Linked DNA regions of Homo sapiens: regions 1, 2, 4 and 5 are each linked to region 3. A link is a contact called in ENCODE Hi-C or POLR2A ChIA-PET data. All regions are on one chromosome and are shown on one strand. Each heading gives the region's core, a stretch centred on a gene start or an enhancer-like site at or near the end of the contact. The rest is flanking DNA. Distances are from core to core; before and after follow the strand shown. Region 1 holds the start of TRPM7 (transient receptor potential cation channel subfamily M member 7). Region 2 has its middle 23 kb from the start of AP4E1. Region 3 holds the start of COPS2 (COP9 signalosome subunit 2). Region 4 overlaps HDC (histidine decarboxylase). Region 5 overlaps USP8 (ubiquitin specific peptidase 8).

Evidence for each region. Hi-C counts contacts between places; a loop is a spot of excess contacts on that map. ChIA-PET counts read pairs that join two places held with the same protein, here RNA polymerase II (POLR2A). Pooled maps may share reads with other maps.
Region 1: a loop to region 3 is called in a map of CD8-positive, alpha-beta T cell, with 2.9 times the contacts of the local background. The contact joins the promoter of TRPM7 here to the promoter of COPS2 in region 3. A Hi-C loop is called at or near these places in 2 of 168 maps with a recorded cell type or tissue (CD8-positive, alpha-beta T cell and naive thymus-derived CD4-positive, alpha-beta T cell) and 10 of 50 pooled maps.
Region 2: a pooled map shows a loop between it and region 3 (7-fold over the local background). The contact joins the enhancer-like site here to the promoter of COPS2 in region 3. A Hi-C loop is called at or near these places in 1 of 37 single-sample maps with no recorded cell type and 5 of 50 pooled maps. POLR2A ChIA-PET finds 5 or more read pairs at or near these places in 1 of 52 experiments (naive thymus-derived CD4-positive, alpha-beta T cell).
Region 4: a loop to region 3 is called in a pooled map, with 12 times the contacts of the local background. The contact joins the enhancer-like site here to the promoter of COPS2 in region 3. A Hi-C loop is called at or near these places in 6 of 50 pooled maps. POLR2A ChIA-PET finds 5 or more read pairs at or near these places in 2 of 52 experiments (activated CD8-positive, alpha-beta memory T cell and activated naive CD4-positive, alpha-beta T cell).
Region 5: a pooled map shows a loop between it and region 3 (5-fold over the local background). The contact joins the enhancer-like site here to the promoter of COPS2 in region 3. A Hi-C loop is called at or near these places in 3 of 50 pooled maps.

What each region holds. Positions count from the first base shown.
Region 1 is chr15:50,685,478-50,688,313 of GRCh38, forward strand. TRPM7 (transient receptor potential cation channel subfamily M member 7) reads right to left here and starts at 1,320. Exons shown (of 39, transcript NM_017672.6): 1 at 1,054-1,320. The coding sequence starts at 1,056. LOC128092252 reads right to left here and starts at 1,240. Exons shown (of 4, transcript NM_001414947.1): 1 at 1,054-1,240. The coding sequence starts at 1,240. RefSeq lists enhancers at 408-1,272, 802-1,221, 1,532-1,711 and a silencer at 1,272-1,441.
Region 2 is chr15:50,884,705-50,887,404 of GRCh38, forward strand. No RefSeq gene overlaps it. Among named protein-coding and RNA genes, the nearest start is that of AP4E1, 23 kb to the right of the region's middle. Within about 2 kb of position 1,252, at least 26 of the 41 ENCODE cell types and tissues checked have a DNase peak (open chromatin) inside an H3K27ac peak, as active enhancers do.
Region 3 is chr15:49,154,187-49,157,022 of GRCh38, forward strand. COPS2 (COP9 signalosome subunit 2) reads right to left here and starts at 1,413. Exons shown (of 13, transcript NM_004236.4): 1 at 1,339-1,413. The coding sequence starts at 1,392. It also overlaps a transcript of GALK2 not described here and the pseudogene NDUFAF4P1. RefSeq lists enhancers at 1,159-1,688, 1,447-2,365.
Region 4 is chr15:50,246,535-50,249,234 of GRCh38, forward strand. It overlaps HDC (histidine decarboxylase), which reads right to left. Exons shown (of 12, transcript NM_002112.4): 10 at 1,711-1,809. Among named protein-coding and RNA genes, the nearest start is that of HDC, 18 kb to the right of the region's middle. Within about 2 kb of position 1,422, at least 9 of the 41 ENCODE cell types and tissues checked have a DNase peak (open chromatin) inside an H3K27ac peak, as active enhancers do.
Region 5 is chr15:50,443,308-50,446,136 of GRCh38, forward strand. All of the region lies in intron 3 of USP8 (ubiquitin specific peptidase 8), which reads left to right. Among named protein-coding and RNA genes, the nearest start is that of USP8, 20 kb to the left of the region's middle. RefSeq lists enhancers at 1,530-1,619, 1,740-1,849. Within about 2 kb of position 1,469, at least 4 of the 41 ENCODE cell types and tissues checked have a DNase peak (open chromatin) inside an H3K27ac peak, as active enhancers do.

The DNA.
Region 1 (2,836 bases), core at 70-2,569, 1.5 Mb after region 3:
ATAAGGTGGAAAATAGTGAAAGACACATTATTTATTCAAAGTATTACTACATTTGTGTTATAAGTAAAACTCTTATTTTAGTTTTGTATGGCACTTGAATTAGCGTCCAGTGAAAAGCAAACTTGCCAGACTCCAGCAGAGGGAGAGTTGTTTGCATAAAGCCTATCAAATTCAAGTACTGACCAAAAATACCTACTTTGCTCTTCATGTCCCTGATGTAAATGACTTTCTTAAGAAATCTTCAAAATTGGTTCCTGATATCCAAAAATAAAAAGCTCTATCGGAAGCTGCAATGCACCGCCTCCCTCTCTCCATTCCGCACCTTTCGGTTTAAAACACGATCAACTGTTCTCTGGGGCAAGGGATGCGGTAGTTCGACTTAAATCCTGACTGACAGTACATTGTCTTGGTCCCCACAGAAGCCTCCCCCCACCCACCAAAATCCTTAATTCTTGCTAAAGAAAAAAGATCTACCATCAATATTGTCAAATCCCTCCCTTTTGGTTCCAAAAAGGAAATGTACCTGTAGAGTATCCGCTGCACAGCAAACAAGGCACTGCTCCAAACCCGTGTCCTCTACCCCCTTTTTGCACCCTTCTAGCCCTCCCTCCCTTTTTTCCATGTAAAACTTGAGCAGAGCATTTGGTTCCCTTATCTGCCAGCAACTGGCGCCAGGAGGACCGTGCTCCCAGGAGATGCGGAGCTTGTAGGCTGAGCCCTGCGTCGGGCGCGCTGAGGCCGCTCAGCTGAGCCCAGCCAGGTAGTCCCGGGCTCGCGCCTCTGCCGCCTGGAGAGGCCCTCGCTGGGAGCCGAGTCTCGGCTCAGGGGATTCCCGCGAAGAGGTGTCGCCTCTAACTTGCTACCTGCTCCCGCCCCTCACCCCAGAACGAACTGCACACCCGTCCCGAGAGGACAAATCCGGAAGCCTCAAGGCAATTCGAGGGTCCTTCGCCGCATGGAACGCGGCTCCCCACACACTTGCCTGCCAAGTCTCTCCTTTACCGCCCGCAACCCCAGAACCATTCCCCGCCCGGGCCTGCGTGGGTCCAGTACCATTCTCCTCACGGGGCGGACTCCGGAAGGGCAGCAACTCCACCTCCTCCTCCTCCGCGGCCTGTAGCCATCTATCGGGAAGCGTCTCCGGAGGCGGCAGCAGAGGCCGCCGGACAAGGAACGCCCAGGGAAACCTTCTCAGAACTAACTCAGCTCCGGCGCTAGCAGCAGAAGCCGAGTCTTTCATAATTGTGCGACCAACTCCTCCGGGTGACTGGCCACAGGGACGCGCCCGCGCCCGCCTCCGCCGGCGACGGGGCTGGGGACGGACCACGTGAGCGGCGCGGCGCGGCGCGTGCGTCGCCGCCCGCGGGTCGGGTCACGTGAAGGGCGCGCGCTCCCTCGATTCCAGGCCGCCTCCCTGCGCGCCGCGCGCACGCGCTGGGCAGGTTCGCGCCGCCACGCCGACCGCCTCTGGGTTCCCAGAAAGTGGTGGGGTGTTCACGCCGTATCTCCGTTGGGTACCTAGGCGGGACTTAGACAAACTTCAGCCTCAGCTACGAGAGTGGAACTTGGGGAATCGGAGGTTGAGGGTTAAGGTTCAAGGCTTGCGGATCCAGTCTGGAGTTGCTGTGTGGGCTCATTCCGCTAACTAGGCCTGGCCTGTGCCGACTCGCTCCAGCAAACTCGAGTGTCGCAACACACTCTGTGTGCTTCAGAGCGAGTAGAGGCTTTAAATGTTACTCTCTCCTCGTCCAAAATGCAGAATCATCTTTTTACCCCAATCATGTTCTTTCTCTAGCCTCTCCTGTTGCTGCCGGTAAATATTCTTCTTTGTTTAACTATGGGACTGTCTTTTTCCCTCCAGAGATACTCACCCACATACACGCATACACCACACCTTCTGCACCAAAAACTGGGTTGTTCCCTTGATGTAATATGTACCTATCCACCTTTCCATTTATTTTGCTGTCACACATGCCAAGGTTTGGCTATTAGCAATGGTTTACTAAATGTTATTCCTTATCTACTGGGAAGACCACAATCAGTTTAATTTTCTTAAAACTGCTTTAACATCTTTCTGCTCCTGAAGTCTTCGAGAGTTCCTCAATCTGACCCTCAGGGATCTGACTGTCTTATCTCTTTTTTAAAAACGACTTTATTTTAAAATAATTGACATGACAAACTGCACGTATTTAAATGTCCAATTTGATAAGTTTTGACATACCTGTGCACCCATGAAATCACCATAATCAAATGAACGTATTCACCTCTAAGTTTCCTCCCCCCCCTTCATAATCCCTTCATCTCGTCCCTCTCCATCACGTCCCTTATCAACTACAGATCTACTTTCAGTACAGATAAGTTTGCACATGCTAAAGTTTTATATACGGGAATCATACAGCACGCACCTTTTTTTTCCGTCTAACTTCTTTCATTCAGCATAATTATTGCCTCTCAAACATTATGACCCACAATTCACTGAAGTAGGATCTTCTCTCAGAAAAAAAACTAATCCACCCACTGGTTCCCCCAGCTTGTGAACAATCTTCAGGTATTGTGTATTTCTTCCCCATCTGGCAGGTCCAGCAGAACCAAGACTTAAAAATGTTTTAATATATGTGTCACACTAAATTGTCAGCCTTGGGGAAGGCATCTTGACTAATTTATGCATGCAGTCAATAAATGTTTATCTTCTGGATTTCAGTTGGGCCTACACATTTCCTGCCTGTAGGGAGTTTATAATCTAGAAGGTAGAGGCAGACAAACTGGAAAATCAAAATAAAATGAGATTAGAGTGCTTTGTTTCGTTAGAACTTTGTAACTCTGGTCTTTTTGTACT
Region 2 (2,700 bases), core at 2-2,501, 1.7 Mb after region 3:
TCGTTAGTATATTAGTACAGGGCTGGGCGCGGTGGAGTATAGCCTCAGGCTTCAACAGTACTATCACTTCTTTGGAATGTTATTTAGTTTCTTTTTAACTTGATTCATTTTTGATCCCTTGGTCAGTTCCCATAATGCTCTGGATCAGGGCCTGCTTGAATATTAAATTCCCATTGTTTCCTTCTGGGAAGGTCTCTGCTTATCCAATCTGGAGCCTATCTTTCTTCCTTGTCCTGGATCTGGTAGACTATTGAGAAAAGTCCTTACAAAGATTTCCTGGGAACTGGATTTTTAAAATGAGTGCATGTGGGAAAATACTCTCCAAGTGCAAAGGGGACTCTGTTTTTACCTCTACTTATATTTCCAGCTCCTCGGGGAAAATAAAAGTATTACAGGTCAAATCTCTTTACAAGTAGCTCAACTTGACTGTCTAAATATGTGGTATGGAGTAGAGTTTTATTTCATGGATTACTGCTTGCACTAGGTTAGACATAAACTGGGCTGTGGAGAACTTTTGGTTAAATAGAGATTTTCATTGCAAAGGTATTTGTTGTAGAGGAATTTACCCAGTAAACAGATATCTTCCAGCTAATGTTTTTACCAGGCTGATTCAGACCGGGTAGCAGGAGCGGGAAAACACTGTGGACACAGTCTGCTGGCTAGCGGTCAAGGCAGAGGCAAGTCTGGCACAGGCAAAAGTCTGTGTGAAATGTGGACCTGAGTCATGAAAGGAGGGGAAGAAACTAGTATGTGTCATTCTGAAAAAGCTCTTCTTAGGGCTCTTTGGGCTGTAACCACTGCCTCTCTCCATAGAGAGTCACAGGGCCTCACTTGGCTCTTCCTGCTGCATTTTCAGACTTAAAAGGAAGCCACCGGCCGGGCGTGGTGGCTCATGCCTGTAATCCCAGCACTTTGGGAGGCCGAAGCGGGCGGATCACGAGGTCAGGAGATCGAGACCATCCTGGCCAACACAGTGAAACCGCATCTCTACTAAAAATACAAAAATTAGCCGGGCATGGTGGCGCATGCTTGTAATCCCAGCTACTTGGGAGGTGGAGGCAGGAGAATCCCTTGAACCAGGGAGTTGGAGGTTGCAGTGAGCCGAGATTGCGCCACAGCACTCTAGCCTGGCGACAGAGTGAGACTCCGTCTCAAAAAAAAAAAAAAAAAAAGGAATCCACCTTCAGGCAAATTCCCTCCGCCTCTCAAGAAAGATAATAAAACAAAATGGAGAGTCCTCGTCTCTAAAAAACCTGGGTCAGGTTTTGAATGAACGCAGTACCGTGACCCAGCATTAGGGGCTAGGAACGTCCACAGTCACGACTGAGGCTTGCTGCTCTGGCGCCCCCTTGGGCATGAGAGTGGAACTGTATACAAAGTTGCCTAAATCCCCACTGCTGCAGTCCCCAGAACACCACCCAGTGTCTCTTTTTCTAGGCCTTTCTCAGCCTGGAGAGTTTCCTAACTTTTTGCCATTCCCAAGGTTTTTCTCTGACCACCACCAAACCCTTCTCAATCTACTAATTTTTCTAAACAAATTATTTTATCTTTCTAATTCTGCATGCATCTCTAGTCACTAAGCCCCAGAAAGATCCTGTAGCAAGCTGTCAATCAATAATAAATTAGCATTTCTGAAATTCATGAGACTTTTTCTTAGTTTTATTGAAATATATTTTATGTACCATAAGACTTCACCCATTATAAGTGTACAGTGAATAATTTTTAGTAAATTGATAGCTTTGTGCAACCACTGTCACAATCCAGTTTTAGAACATTTCTAACACCCAGAAAATTACTTGTGAGAATGTGCAGTCAAAAAAAAAAGAAACAAAACAAACAAACAAAAAGAGAATTTGCAGTCAATCCTCACTTGTTACCTTCAGTTTCAGACAACTACTGATCTGCTTTCTGTCTCTAAAAATTTTCCTTTCCTGGTCATTTCATATAAATGAAATCATACACTATACAGTTTTTTGTGACTGGCTTCTTTCACTTAGCATAATGTTTTCAAAGTTCACCCATGTTGTAGCATGTGTCAGTACTTCATTCCTTTTTATGGCTGAATAATAGTCCATTGTATATAGATAAACTACATTTTGTTTATTCATTCATCAGTTGATGAACATTTGGGTTGTCTCCAGTTTTTGGCTATTATGAATGATGTTGCTATGAACATTTCTATACAAGTGTTTGCATGAATATATGTTTTCATTTCTCTTGGGTAGATACTTAGTAGAATCGCTGAGTTGTATGGCAAATCTATTTAGCTTTTTAAGAAACTGCCAAACAATTTCACAATGTGGCTGTTCTATTTTATATTCTCATCAGCAATATGTGAAGGTTTTCCCATAACTCCTCCATCACTAGGTATTGTCTGACTTTTTGGTTATAGCTTAGTGGGTGTGTTAATGCTATCTTATTGTGGTTTTGACTTGCACTTCCCTCATGACTAATGATGTTGCGCATTTTATCAAGTGATTATTAGCCATTTACATATCCTCTTTGGTGAAATGTCTATTCAAATGTTTACTTCATTTTAAAATTAGATTATTAGTCTTCTTATTACTAAGTTATGAGTTCTTTGTATATTTTGGATATAAGCCCTTTATCACATACATCAGTTATAAATATTTTCTTTCAGTCTACATCTTTTCAATTTATTATGGATGTCTTTTAAACCCAAAAGTTTTAATTTTGATA
Region 3 (2,836 bases), core at 163-2,662:
TAAAAGAAACATTTTGATAACAAAACACCTGTAATATAAATAAACAGGTAATAAGTAAAAATGGACAGATACATATTCTTAATGAACTGAAGTCACTGCCTACAACTGGCTTGCACAAACTAAAATGTAAGGTAGAAACCATAACTATTAGCGAAACTACATTTAACTTTAAAAATTATAAAAATCTCTACTATGACTTTCAAATAATAGCGAGAATTTCCTTTCTCCCTTTTGCAAAGTGTGCCTTATTTTAAAATGCAAAAAACTGAAAATATATACGAAAAAGTTATAGACTAATTCAAAACAATGTATTAATATTTTGACAATCTCTGGCACTTAAAATGAGTCAGACGTCCCAAAACATCTATTTCGTAACTTTATGATAATGCAGCATCACCATAAAAGAACCATATGAAACACCCCCAAAATAAAGAAACACAGCAAAATTGACGTTAATTCTGGATCAAGATAATTTTCTGAGTTTCCACACGATGTTTTTGAATAGCAAACGTTATTCAAACTTGCAAATCCATTAATAAATGAAGCTTTGAATCTTTAAAAATCTCCATTCGGTCAGAAAAATTCGTTTATTTCTATGCTGTTGCTGTTTTAAACTTTGTATACTGGGAAATTTCTAAGGGAAAAGCCATGGGTTCAATTATCTTTCACCCGTCCTCCAAAAACACCACAAGCAAAACCTCCTCCCCAGCTTTTCTTTATAAAGAACTGAAAAAGTGGTTCGACTACCTTTTTTTCAGTTATCTTTGCTCTGAACTCTCCCCTACACACTTACCTCGGACCAAAACTGGCCCTGGCAAGACTATTTAAGCTATGTCTCCAGGAGACTCACAAGTTGCGTTTCGCAGTCAGGCCTGGGAGCAGTAAGGACACCCCCGTTTTCTGACTTCTCCTAGCATTTCGCACCCGCTCAGTTCCAGTGTGAAGAAGTGGGGGCCCGGAACGCTGGGCCCGAAAGGGCAAAGCCAGGGCCTACACCGCAGCATGGTCACCGAGGCGGCTAGCGCGGTGGGGAGGCAGAAGACAGAGAACCGAACGCCTGGGACCAGGGGCATCCGTGTAAACCGAAGAGGCGCTCAGACTCGGAGGGCAAGGCCCGGGGCCCCCTTCGCTGCCTCCTTTGCCCTCCCTTCCCCCATGCTGGAGAAGCAGGGCCCGGGCCCGGTGCGGGAACGGGGAGGAGGTAAACCAGTCCTGTCACCGCACTGAGAGAGGCTGTAAACGGCACATGCTCTACGGGGAGAGGCCGCGGGCGCCCCGGCCCGGACCCCGAAAACAAGACACATCACCACCCTCAGAGTTCCATTCCCTGCGCCTCACCAGGTCGTAGTCCTCCTCATCATCGCACATGAAATCATCCTCCATGTCAGACATCTTGGCCGGGAGGGGGAGGAGAAATTGGAGACAACCTCCTCCCACAATCCTCCGCGGCTCAGAGGCGTCACTCTCAGCTTCTTTCCGCCTTCCAGTCCCTCTTAGAGGAGCTGTTTCCTGCCGGAACTAATTATCTCGACTTGTAGCTGATTCGCTACGACTCCAAAAGAGACTGCACCACCCCCCGTTTCCTCCGAAGTGGTTGGTGCCTTAGCAACTAAAGCTGGCAACTGGGACATCGTCCGGTGCTGCAGGTCTCAGCCGAAGGGCGTCGGAAACTGCGCTCGCATCGAGCAGTTTCCAGCCTCCTGGGTAAAGGAGCAGTCTCCTCCCTTGCTTGGGACTCTGGACGCATCTCATTCCGGTGAAAGTAAGGGACAGCTTAGGACCAGAAGCCTTTCGCGGAGAAAAGGCTGACATGCCCGTCCTATATGACAGGTATTATTTCTGCTATCATTGTACGTGTGCATTTAGCCCACACATTGCGGTGGGTGTTCCTAAGATACTTGGAGTACTTTTCAGCAACACAGTTTACACTTAATGCTTGTTATATTTGTAGTTGACAAAACAATTCTATGGATATCCTAAATTAGGTATGCAGCTATCAGTTGAGTTGCCTTAAATCTTACTCAGTTGTTCAACGAGTTGTAAACTGACCTTTACAGCCCTTGGGACCAAATTAAGGTAACAACGACTGGTTTTTAAAAAATACATTACTGTGAACCTGAGGGCATCATGTTGTAAGGAGATGGGGGCTGCGGTGACTCGCGGGATCAGGAATTTCAAGAGAACCGAGCGGAAAGGGAAATCCGCAACATGAAGCCCTCTCTCGCTCCCAGGCACCCCTCTACCAGCAGCCTCCTGCCAGAGCAGATTAGTCTCTATCCAGAAATTAAGGGAGAGATTGCTCGTAAAGATGACAAGCTGCTGTCATTTCTAAAATATGTGTGTGTTGATTCCAAAGATCCTGTGTCTTCCGTGCAGCTGAAAGCTGCTGAAACACGTCAGGAGCCAAAGAAATTCAGATTGCCGAAAGGCCATCACTTTGATATGATAAATATTAAGAGCATTCCCAAAGGCAAAATTTCCACTGTAGAAGCATTGACACTTTTCAATAATCATAAACTTTATCCAGAAACATGAACTGCTGAGAAAATAGCGCAAGAATATCATTTAGAACAGAAAGATGTGAATTCCCTTCTTAAATATTTTGTTACTTTTGAAGTCAAAATCTTCCCTCCTGAAGACAAGAAAGCAATACAATCAAAATGAAGAAAATCACAAAAATTTCCTATGTGTACTCCTCATCCCTCATCCTGTATATTTTCTTATTTTTGCATATTAAATTATGTTAATTACCAAGTGTTTAATGCTCTCATTGTGAGAGCATCCTCTTAATATTTATTGAGCTCCCTGAATTTTCAAGATTGCCATAGACTGTATT
Region 4 (2,700 bases), core at 172-2,671, 1.1 Mb after region 3:
GAGATGGACTGAGCATGAGGTCTGGATGGGTCGATGAAATGCCCAAGCTAAGGTAGGAGCTAATCGTCAAGTCCTTGAAAGCCAGGCCCAGGAGTGTGGGCCTCATATGGTAGGCAATGGGGTTGCTAATAGGAGGAATTCAGGGGTTTGATTTGCAAACAGAAGTGCTAAGGGAGGTTAGTCAGGATCTGCACATTGAATATCCAGTCCCAAACTGTAAGCAAAAAAATGTTCCTAATTACTTGTAACCTCCACCAACCATTCCCCGCCCACAACCCTCCAGTCTTGAGTCTGCATTTCTAGAAACAGCACAAAGTGCCTAAAGTTCCTCAATATTGTTGGTGGCAGCTGCTCATTGGTAAACAACCAGTGGTGATTACAAAGGTAAAATTACCAACATTAAAACCAGTCATAGGAAACTGGAGAACATTATGTTAAGCAAAATAAGCCAGGCACAGAAGGACAAATTTCACATGTTCTCACTCAAACGTGGGAGTTAAAAAGTAAGCAAACTGAGCTCGTGGAGACGCACAGTAGAATGATGGTTGGCAGAGGCTGGGAAGGGTAGCAGGGAATGGGGGATAAAGAGGTGATAGTTAACGGGCGCAAAAATACAATTAAATAGATCTAATGTTAGGCGGCACAATAAGGCAACTATAGTTAACTATAATTTGCTGTACATTTCAAACTAACTTAAAGAATGGAACTAGAATGTTTCTAACACAAAGAAATGATAAATGGTTGAGTGGTGGATACCCAGTTACCCTAATTTGATCATTGCACATTGTATGCCTGTATCAAAACCTCACACATACCCCATAAATATATACGTAATTATTATGTAAGCATAATAATTATTTTTTTTAAATGTTAAAAAAAATCATAGTTACCGCTTCCACCACTTCATTTTGGTTTGTGTTTGTTTAACCAAGAAGGAATTCCCTAGAGGAAAGGTGGAAGGACAAAGACACACATAGGCAGAAAGGACAGTGTCTTCAGCTTCCCCCACTACTTTTATCAATGGCTTTGTCTTGCATGTGGACTCTTGTAGAAGTGGGAGAACAATGCCAGTGGCCAGAGTTCTTAGTTAAGTCCCGCTTCTTCCATGAAGAACATGGGAGAGAGGCTGCACCTGTCTCATTTACCTCTGTGTCCCTTTCTTAGCACAATACCTTGTAATTGTTGAATTGAATAGAAATAAATTAAGCAAAATAGGCCTTCAATAAATGCCTGTTGATGCAGGGAGGTTTGTTCCAGACTTGGTAGGTCTACCTGTCCAAGCCAGGGGAGCTTTATTTCAGGCATAATCATAATAGTGCTAAAATATTCAGCCAGCTGTGACCATTGAGGTAATTCCAAAGCAGATAGGATCCTACCCTGGCCACACACACTTCCCCTTGATTTACTTTCTCTTTCTCTTTCCTGCAAACCAGACTCTGGGGCCAACCCTCCCCAGTGCTCAGTGACAGCAAGGGGAACGGTGAGACACTCAGCAGAGGACAGGCATCAGGCAGCCCTCAGGGCATGTTGTGCTCAGCGCTCCTCTGGTTAACAAAGAGAATCAAGTCCCAGGAGCTGAGGAACAGGCCCAGACACCTGAACCACACACCGCAAGTCTCCTAGGCAGATCTGCAAAGTAGAAACCAGCCTTCCTCGCCATGAGAAAACAGAGGAACACAGGCTCAGCCCCCACAGCAGCATGCTACATACATGTCTGACATGTGCTTGAAGATTCTTCACCCCGAAGGACCGAATCACGAACCAGAGTTTAACAGAGCGAAACCGTCGGCTCAGGGGGATCTGCCAGTGCTAGAAACAAAGGAACACAGTGCCCAAGGTTAGAGACAAGGGTGCCCCACTCCCTCGGGCATTTCTGGGCATTATCTGTTGCCTGCCCAGCCCTCCAGGGATGGACGATGTCACCATGACTCTGGGAGCTGTTGCTAAGGAGTAAGCCAAGCTCCCCAAGGGTTGCCCCATCGTGTGACCAAATCACTGATGAAGGTGGCCAATAGTCACTTGTCTGAGAGCCAGACAAGTGGAAGTCAAGTCCATTACCCTGAACCAATGAGAAGGGCACTTTGCTTTCAAGTGCTGCTTTAAACATTTCATCCCGGCCCAGAAACTCAACATAAGGGAAATACATTTTTACTCTAAATGAATCTTTATTCCTTGAATAGCAGAAAATAAAGTTCTATTTTTATTCCTCCCAAAATGTAAAGTATGGTAGTTAGAGCACAGACACTAGAGCCCTGCAGACCTAGGTTTCGCCTCCAGCTGTGCCACTTACTAGCTGTGTGACCTTGGGTAGTGCCACCTCACTGGCTCATCAGTCCGGGACATAAAGAACCAATTGCACCTCCCGGGCAAGTGGTGTGAGGACAAAGAACGCCAAGAGCCTCAGAAGAAGTTGTCAGTAGGTGTTGGCTATTTAGATTATTTTAAAATGTGAGCTACAAATCACAGTAGCATTTCTGTCTAGAGCCAAGATGACCCCTATTTAACCTTACACTGCCTTGTTCATTTTCCTGTGAGATTCCTGTGATCTGAGAGCCATCACTCCAGCTGTCAGATTTCAAATGAGCACCCAAATTTCTGCCGCTGTTAGATGAAAATTGACTCTTTGCTCCTGGTGGCCAAATTCAACAGAGCTTAAAGTTCAAGGTTGCAGTCACCATACATCTGAAAATTTCCAAATCA
Region 5 (2,829 bases), core at 219-2,718, 1.3 Mb after region 3:
GGATTACAGGCGTGATCCTGTGAGCCACTGTGCCTGGCCACTTATTTTTATTTTTAGAGGAGTGTGACTTTTGGTTGTTAAGGAATGACTTTAATATTTTACTTAATGGTGATAAATCATTGCTGGTATTTCTTCTCATTAGCAAAGTTATTCTAATAATAGTTACTAGGTTTTTTTTGTTTTTTGTTTTTTTAAAGACGGAGTCTCACTCTGTCGCCCAGACTGGAGTGCGGTAGCTCAATCTCGGCTCACTGCAACCTCTGCCTCCCAGGTTCAAGCGGTTCTCCTGCCTCAGCCTCCCGAGTAGCTGGGACTACAGGTGTGCACCACCACGTCCAGCTAATTTTTGTGTTTTTAGTAGAGATGGGCTTTCACCATATTGGCCAGGCTGGTCTTGAACTCCTGACCTCATGATCCGCCTGCCTCTGCCTTCCAAAGTGCTGGGATTCCAGGCTTGAGCCATCATGCCTGGCCAATTACTAGGTTTTAAATCTGTCTTTGAAGAGGGGGCCCCTTGCATTTGGAGGTTCATTCATCTGTCCACAATGGATGAATTAGTCCTGCCCTGGGAAAAATACTGTTTAATATTTTTGGCCATACTTATCTGCAGGTAAGAGACAGAGGCCTTCCTAAATTCAAACAAGTTTTTGCACGCTCTGTGAAATATGTTAAAGTGGAATTGCTTAAAACGCAGTGTAAGTGGTGCTCACTAAAGTAAATATTTTTGAAAGTCTTAAAATTTGGATAACTTTGGTAGTTTTGTTGTTTGCTGTTTTGTTTGTGTGGTAGGTTTTTTTTTTTTTTTTTTTTTTTAAGGTGACAGTCTTGTTCTGTCACCCAGGCTGGAGCGCGATGGCATGATTTTGGCTCACTGCAACCTCCACCTCCCAAGTTCAAGTGATTCTCCTGCTTCAGCCTCCCGAGTAGCTGGGATTACAGGCACCCGCCACCACGCCTGGCCTAATTTTTGTATTTTTAGTAGAGACAGGGTTTCACCGTGTTGGTCAGGCTGATCTCGAACTCCTGACCCTCGGTGATCCACCTACCTTGGCCTCCCAAAGTGCTGGGATTACAGGCATGAGCCACCATGCCCAACCAGTTTTTTTTTTTTAATGGTCTTGTTTACTTTTTGCTTTATTTTGGAAGTTAATAGTTATTTTTTTTCTATGACAAAATTGGGAATATTTTTGTAGCCGCCTTTTTTTTTCTCTTCTTGAGAAGGTAGTGAGTACATTTAAACAGATGAGATTTTTCCATTTCCAGAGTCTCTATTGCATTTCCAAAGGGAGTATGTAGGCAGAGAAGTCCAGGCTGAGACGCTCCCTGCAAAGGCTCAGGTAACTTAGGCCATTATTTCATATGATTCAGTAGTTCATTTCCTGTTTTTCAGTAAAAGGATCATTTTCATTTGCTCTGTCCAGAGGATCTCATCTGCTTCTGTCTTAGAACTGTTTTTTGTTTGTTCTGAGACAGAATCTCACTTCCGTCACCCAGGTTGGAGTGCGGTGGGCACAGTCATGGTTCACTGCAGCCTCGACTTCCTGGGCTCAGCTGATTCTCTCACCTCAGCCTCCAGAGTAGCTGGGAGTACAGACACGCACCACCACACCTGGCTAATTTTTTAATTTTTAGTGGAAACGAGGTCTTACCCTGTTGCCCAGGTTAGTCTTGAACTCCTGGGCTCAGGTGGTCTGCCTGCCTCGGCCTCCCAAAGTGCTGGGATTACAGGTGTGAGCCACCTTGCCCAGTTGCAGAACTGTTTTCTGTTTTTTGTTATATTTTTCTGTAGCCCAGCCTCTCTAGTGTACTTCAGCTATGTGAGGTGCTAAATTTACTAACAAGATATTTTCTATTTTTTACCCTTTAGATGAGGTAGGGACTGAATGTATGTCATTGAACTTCCTTAGAAACTTGTATTTTCACTCTTATTTTATACTAGAAAATGTTAGAGATTTAGGCTGGGCGCAATGGCTCACCCCTGTAATCCCAGCACTTTGGGAGGCTGAGGCAGGTGGATCACTTGCGGTCAGGAGTTTGAGACCAGCCTGGCCAACATGGTGAAACCCCATCTCTACTAAAAATACAAAAATTAGCAGGGTGTGGTGGTATGCATCTGTAGTTCCAGCTACTCGGGAGGCTGAGGCAGGGGAATCGCTTGAACCTGGGAGGCGGAGGTTGCAGTGAGCCGAGATCGCACCACTGCACTCCAGCCTGGGCGACAGAGCAAGAGTCTGTCTCAAAAAAAAAAAAAAAAAAAAAAAAGCCTGGGCACAGTGGCTCACGCCTGTAGTCCCAGCACTTTGGGAGGCAGAGGCAGGTGGATCACAAGGTCAGGAGTTCAAGACCAGCCTGGCCAACATGGTGAAACCCCATCTCTACTAAAAATACGTAAAAAAAAAATTAGCTAGGTGTGGTGGCAGGCGCCTGTAATCCCAGCTACTTGGAAGGCCGAGGCAGGCGAATTGCTTGAACCTGAGAGGTGGAGGTTGCAGTGAGCTGAGATTGCACCACTGCACTCCAGCCTGGGCAACAGAGCAAGACTCCGTCTCAAAAAAAAAAAAAAAAATTGAGATTTAGATAAAACATTAATTTAGCAAGCTCTCTCAATAGTAGAGAAGGACACTACATTTTATTACTTATCAAAAAGTCATCTTATGAATAATTCTTTCAGGGTTATCTGAAAAAGTGGGGAAAGAAAATGTATTGAAAATATTAGTGTAGCGAATTCTAGATAAAATTAGAATTGTATTTTAAAATTTTTATGGTATTCTTGATAATTCTTCATTGGTAAACCTATTTTTGTTTAGGAAATCATGAAAGTTGTTTGAA